Regions from separate parts of the Mus musculus genome. Here region 1 is linked to region 2. Evidence: chromatin contacts called from ENCODE Hi-C or POLR2A ChIA-PET data. All regions are on one chromosome and are shown on one strand. Each heading gives the region's core, a stretch centred on a gene start or an enhancer-like site at or near the end of the contact. The rest is flanking DNA. Distances are from core to core; before and after follow the strand shown.

What was found. A loop is a pair of places that touch in the nucleus more often than their neighbours do. ChIA-PET counts read pairs that join two places held with the same protein, here RNA polymerase II (POLR2A).
Region 1: a map of left cerebral cortex shows a loop between it and region 2 (2.1-fold over the local background). The contact joins the promoter of Cars here to the promoter of Nap1l4 in region 2. A Hi-C loop is called at or near these places in 1 of 37 maps with a recorded cell type or tissue (left cerebral cortex). POLR2A ChIA-PET finds 5 or more read pairs at or near these places in 4 of 5 experiments (Patski and embryonic stem cell).

What each region holds. Positions count from the first base shown.
Region 1 is chr7:143,598,403-143,601,665 of GRCm38, reverse strand. Cars (cysteinyl-tRNA synthetase) reads left to right here and starts at 1,576. Exons shown (of 23, transcript NM_013742.5): 1 at 1,576-1,684. The coding sequence starts at 1,660. Gm15579 (a long non-coding RNA gene) reads right to left here and starts at 1,562. Exons shown (of 2, transcript XR_870064.3): 1 at 1,453-1,562; 2 at 808-1,043.
Region 2 is chr7:143,547,767-143,550,882 of GRCm38, reverse strand. It overlaps Nap1l4 (nucleosome assembly protein 1-like 4), which reads left to right and starts at 1,763. Exons shown (of 16, transcript NM_008672.3): 1 at 1,763-1,841.

The DNA of each region.
Region 1 (3,263 bases), core at 327-2,826, 51 kb before region 2:
GCACTATTAGGAGTGCCTTGTTAGAATAGGTGTGTCACCGTGGGTTTGGGCTTTAACACCCTCATTCTAGCTGCCTGGAAGCCAGTCTTCTAGCGGCCTTCAGCTGAAGAGGTCTAACTCTCACCTCCTGCCTTGATGATAATGTACTGAACCACTGAACCTGTAAACCAACCCCAATTAAATGTTGTCCTTATAAGAGTTGCCTTGGTCATGGTGTCTCTTCACAGCAGTAAGACCCTAACTAAGACCTATGTGATACATTATTTCTCTGCTGCCCATGAAATGAACCAATTCAAGCCTGATTAGAGTACATATAGGCAGGTTTATTAGGAAGCTGCTCTCAGGCGAAAGTTCACTGGCCCCAAGGACTGAGGCCAAGGAAGTCACCATGGTGGGGGAGGAGAGAGAAAGAGAAAGGGTGTGAACATAGAGAAGACAGGAGGAGCGATGAGGAAGACCAAAACATCTGGTTTATATAGGGAAGAGCCTCTGGGGGAAGGGCAGTCCAGCCCCTGGGCTGGAAAGTTCAGGGTTACAGCAAGGGTATGCCAGGTAGGGACTGAGGGATGCTGAGAGAACCTGGAGGCCAGGTTTGCTTTGAAATATAAAATTTGCACCTCAGTCCCTTGTCCCAAGGGTACATAACCAAACAATACATATTACCAAGTATCAATTATTTTTTAATTAATTATTTATTTATGTTGAGACAGAGTCTCTTATGGAGCCATGGCTGACTTGGAACTCACTGAGAACTGCCTGCTTCTCCCTCCTGAGTTTCCAGGAATTAAGACCATGGTTGCCAGAATATATATATACCAGAATATATAATTGTATTTATTTATTTCCCTGCACACACACACAACACATGTCTTTTTCACCACAGGCATGCAAAGCCCACAAGGATCAAAAGAGGGTTAGGATCCCATGGAACTGAAGTTACAACCGGTTGTGAGCAGTTGTGAGTGCTAGAAATCAAACCGGTGTCCTCCAGAAGAGCAGCCGTGCTCTTGACCACCGAACCATCTTCCAACCTCAAAACGGAGCTTTTAAAAAAAAAAAAAAATTGTGAGACAGGGTCTCGCTATATACCTGGCTATGTTTCTAAAATAATACTTTCCATTTCTTCTCATAAACCTCCCTCTGATGGTGTGTCTTGGGAGGCGACATCAGGAATTAAGGAACACACAGGAAATAAAAGGATTCAGGAGAGAGTGTAACAGGAACCACCTGTTTCCAGGCTTGTGTGGCCTTTTGGAGAGTGTCTCAGAAAAAGGCGTCTTCCTCGCCCCTCTCCTCCAGTCGCTGAGTCCCTTGCCCCACCCTTTCCCTTGCATCTCTTTAATCTCTACTCGTTTTGCCCCGCCCCTCTACCCAGCTCCTCGCCCCTCCCACTCCCCCATTTCGTCCCGCCCCTCCCAGCCCTCTTCAGCAGCCCGGGTTTGCGCTTCTCACTGTCTTAGCCCTTTGGTGTCTATTAAGTTCCGCGCCAGCGTAAACCATAGTATTCTCCCATCATGCCCCACGTCGGCGTCAGTTTGCAGTTGCCTAGCTACTGGACATGCCCGGAAGACGACTGGTGGGGCGGGACTTCCGGCGCCGCGGTTGCATCAGATTCTGGAAGGCGTCTGTGGCGGCGGCCGCGGGTCTTGATTCCCAGTGATGGCAGGTTCCTCCGCGGAGCAGGGTGAGGTTTGCGGGATGACTGTGGAGCTCTGGGTACAAGCATGGCCCGAGTAGGCAGTACCGGGCTGGGGCTGTGTGGGCAGCATGGTCCAAGGAGGCAGTGCCCAGGCCAGTGCTGTGGCGACAGCGGTGGAACGAGTGGGTAATGCCAAGCGAGCCAGGGGTTGGGGGCAGCAAGACCCAGGGACTCAGTGCTCAGGTCGGGTCTGTGGGGACAACCATGGACTAAGTGGGCAGTGCCCAGACCAGTGATCCGAAGATAGTAAAGGCTTAAATGGGCAGTGGCAGGCAAAGGCTGTTCGGCAGAGGATCCCTGGGCGGGAAGTGACCAGCCAGGGCTCTAGAGTGGAGGCTATTGGGTTGGGCAGTGGCTAGGTCAGGGCTCTAGGAACAGTGCATGCCCAGGTGGGCAGTGACAAGCTAGAGATCTGGATTAGGCAGTGACTGGAGTGGGCAGAGATGGATCCTCAGGTGAGTAGTATCCAGTCCAGGGCTCTGGGATAAAACGTTCTCCGGTAAGCCTGTGGGGACAGCCGTGGCCCAAGTGGGCAGTGCAAAACCAAAGCTCTGGGGATGGCCAGCGTCTCAATGGACAGTGGCAGGCCAGGACCTGGGGGTGGCTGCCATGACTCCCTGAAGCTAGAGTACTCCTTGGTGGGACCTGACTCCTGTCTTGTAAGTGCCTCCCTTCCTCAGCTTCAATTTTTTGATTGGGTTAAGGCTAAAGTTTCCTTGGATACTCAGCAATAGGAGAGATGGTCCTGTTTCAAATAGCCTGACTCTAGTTGGTACCTGGATGAGACCTCACCACTCCCCCTCCTGCCCTGGCTGGACTTTGGGGGTAAGGCAAAGGCCCAAAGATTGTTTTGGTCTTCTGCCCAAGCAGGTGGGCGGAAGGGCACATGAGGTTGGTACTTAGGGAAGTAGGGCAGAGGAAGCAGGGACTCCGTGTACGCATACATGAAAGAGCTTGGGGATTTATGAAGGCTTTAATCTCCAGTGTGGTCAGCAGTCACCACAGAGACCTGTCCAGTCAGAGCATCACTGTCAGAGCATCATTGGCAATCTACTTTATTGCCAATTGGGAGATTCCCTCAGAAAGCAGTCACTTACGTCACCCCAGGGTAGACCTGGGCCTTGGCAGATCGCTGAAGAGCAGTGTCTTTTCTCATCTTTTTAGCAAGTGGGTTCTAGAAAGAGCAAAGGCCTTGGCCCATATCCTGGAAGGTGAGAAGCAAGCCTTCAAAGGCAGAATGCTTAGTGTAGGTTTTAGTCTCTGTGATGAAGCCAGAAATTAGATGTGAGCTCTGACTTCTCAGTTACCTGTCTCCAAGATCTCTCAGGCATCCTGTGGTGCTCTGTGGTTACTGTGGCCTTGCTGGATTCTGATCACCTGAGTACCCAGATGACAAGACTGCTTAGCATGTGCCTAGTGACAGTGGTACCTACCTTTGTATTCTAGCATTCCACTCAACTGGCATGCCTAGTTTCTATCTGCTTCACCCACAGCAGCTTTTGTAAGTCCACCTAGACTACTATAACACAGAAGCATGGCCAGCAGCTCCACCCTGAGCTGCCCA
Region 2 (3,116 bases), core at 514-3,013:
ACTGCCTGGTGTCTTACTTAATATTAAAAAGGGGGGTTTGGGCTGGAGAGATGGCTCAGCGGTTAAGAGCACTGACTGCTCTTCCAGAGGTCCTGAGTTCAATTCCAGCAACCGCATAGTGGCTCACAACCATCTGTAATGGGATCTGATGCTCTCTTCTAGTGTGTCTGAAGACAGCTGCAGTGTACTTATATACAATAAATAAATCTTTTTTAAAAATATGTTGGGGGGACTTTTACACTGCCCAGAGCATTATTAGAAAAGCATTATGTGTAGTCCAAACCAAATAAGTCCCTGGCTACCAAACTATTTTCTATACTTGTCTGATTTAACCACATCCACTCCCCAAATAAAAATGAAGTAAAAACCTGGTGGTGCTGCTGCACGGCTTTAATCTCAGCACCGGAGAGGCAGAGGCAGGTGGATTTCTGTGAGTTTGAGGGCATCCTGGTCTACAGATCGAGTTCCAGAACAGCTAGGGCTACACAGAGAAACCCTGTCGTGGAAAAGCAAAACCAGCCACTAACCAATCAAAATGTCAGGAAAAAAAAATGTATGTCAGAAAAAAATGTAAGTAAAAACATACGAGCTTATTTACTTTCCTTAATTTTGTAAGCGAAACTGTTTATACATAGTTCCAATTTAAGAATGAAAGAGAAGTAATACAGAAAAACAATGCTGTAGACCTTCTGGCCTTCAGTAACCACACTTCATTTTAAGTTTTTGTTTTTCAGACAGGGTTGCATGTTGCTCAGACTGGCCCCACACTGGCTACATAGTTGGAAGTGACAAACTGCTCATTCTGTCACCTGTATCTCTTATCTCAGAAGTACTGGGATTGAAGGCATGCATGTTGCACCATACCCAGCTTTGTTTCCAACTGCCCTGTTCGTAGAATTTGTTAGGAAAACACACATTATCTGCAAGCAAGTTATTTATTCTTATCAGATGTTGTCTATTGCTTCAATGAAAACACCATGACCAAAAAGCAAGTTAGGGAGGAAAGGGTTTATTTGGCTTACACGTCTATATTGCTGTTCATTACTGAAGGAAGTCAGGATAGGAACTCAAGCAGGGCTGGAACCTGGAGGCAGAAGCTGATGCACAGGCCATGGAGGGGTGCTGCTTACTGGCTTGTGCAGCTTGCTTTCTTACAGACACCACCAATAAGCCCAGGGGTGGTACTACCCACAATGGGCTGGGTCCTCTCCCACCAATCATTGAGAAAATGCCTTACAGTTGGATCCTATGGAGGCATTTTCTCAAAGCTCCCTCCTTTCAGATAACTCTAGTTTGTATCAAATTGACACACAAAACCAGCCAGTACAGATGTGCTGAACTTTTCTATCAGAAGGGTAGTCCCATGCCAGGCAGGCACTGTAGACAGAGGGTCAGAAGGCCTTGAGAAGTAGGCGGTGCTTTTCCCAGGCCGGGGGAAGGCAGGGAGTTGTAAGTAATCTGGAAAGAGCGTTGCCGATGTGGTCCAGGAAGCTCAAACCCTAGAGGTTGTAACAAGCCCAAAGTCCTACACGCGCGCCCAGCAGCCCCTTTAAAGAAGCACGAACTGCGCGTGCGCCGGAACACACGTCACTACTCTAACTACATATAGCTCGCGGGCTTAGGCTGGACGCCGTGCTCCCTCAACAGATTTTGATTGGATACCGCCTTTCCTAGTGCCTGGTGCAGTTGATAAACAGCTCTATTGTCCATTCGTCGCCCGTTTTGCTCGCAGAGGGTGGAGCCCGGCGATACGGCCAATGGCAGGTGGTTTTGTTGGCGACCACGGCGGTGCAGCCCCGGAGCGAGCTTAGGACAGGCGCCACTGCCGCAGGAGGCGCGAGGTGCGGTGCTGGCGGGTAACGGCGCGGCGGGCGGCTGGCGAGGGACTGGGGCGGAGGAGGCGGAGACGGGGAGGAGTGGGCGGCGCGGGCAGGCCGACGCGCCATGGCGGCGAGCAGAGGCGGGCGGCGACCGGGTCAGAGGTCCGGGTGGCGGGTGGCGGCGGATGGCGGGCCGGTCCCTCCTCCGTGCAGCCCCGCCCCCGGCTGAAGGTCAGCGCGCTTTGTTCCCGCCGCCCGAGAACCCACGCGAAGCGGCGCAGGCGGTTCCTTGAGAGGACAAGGCCTCCCCAGCGAGGTGGGCCTGGGTACGCCTCGTCTCAGACCGCGCCTGGGAAGGAAGGGGTCTACTGGGCCGCCGCCTCGCCCTTCCGGGCTTTGCATGCTCTCCGCACAGTGCCCCGGTCTCTGAGCCAGACCTCACTCTCTGAGCCTGCGGTGGAGGCGGAGCCAGCCTAGTGACACACACTGAGCCTTCAGACCCGGGCGCCCCTAACGGGTTCAGGGTCGTCAGCAGTACCCCTTCTTCCGAGGGTATCCTTGGGGCAAGTTGGCCCGCACTTCCTCCAACTCTGCTTCGCTGCCTCTTGGAGGAATTTCCGCGGTAGCTTCCGGCGCGTGCGCTGCGGTAACGAGCATATGCATATTCCACAGCAAAAAGACTCAAGTTTAAGTTTTTGGTCCAAAAGTTAAATGCTTTTAAGTTACTGCCGCCTTCCTGTCATAGTAGTTGCTTCCTCTCGGTGACTAATCTCCGCTTACTACACACCAGGGGCTCCTTTAAGCTCCTGACGTGTCTTAACTCATTCACAATAGTACGTGATGTAGGTGCAACAGGCTGACTGTGCATTAGCAAGAAACGCCTGGGTTTTGAAGTGGTTCGGTTTGTGGAATATTTGTAGGTCTGACAGATGAGCGTACCTAATCTGGAAATCCAAAATGTGCTCGAAAAGAAGTGGGTTTTGGGACGTTCTGATTTCTTTTCTTCTTCTTCTTTTTTTTTTTTTTTTTTTGGTATAGGAGTATTCGACCTGTATTGCAAATTAAGTCCCTGATAGGTTAAGTGTGATGGTACCTTGCATCTAAATTCAAATAGATTTAATCTGGCTCAGTTTTAATAATAAATGTTTATTATTAAATAAATAACGTATTGAAACAAATATTCAGATGAACAGTAAGATTCAGAGAAAGCAGGGCTTTGATAGGACTAGAGTATAGTTCACCTGTCGGGTAGTCTACAGCTGTATCATTTTAACTAAAGTAGATGCTGTAAAACTC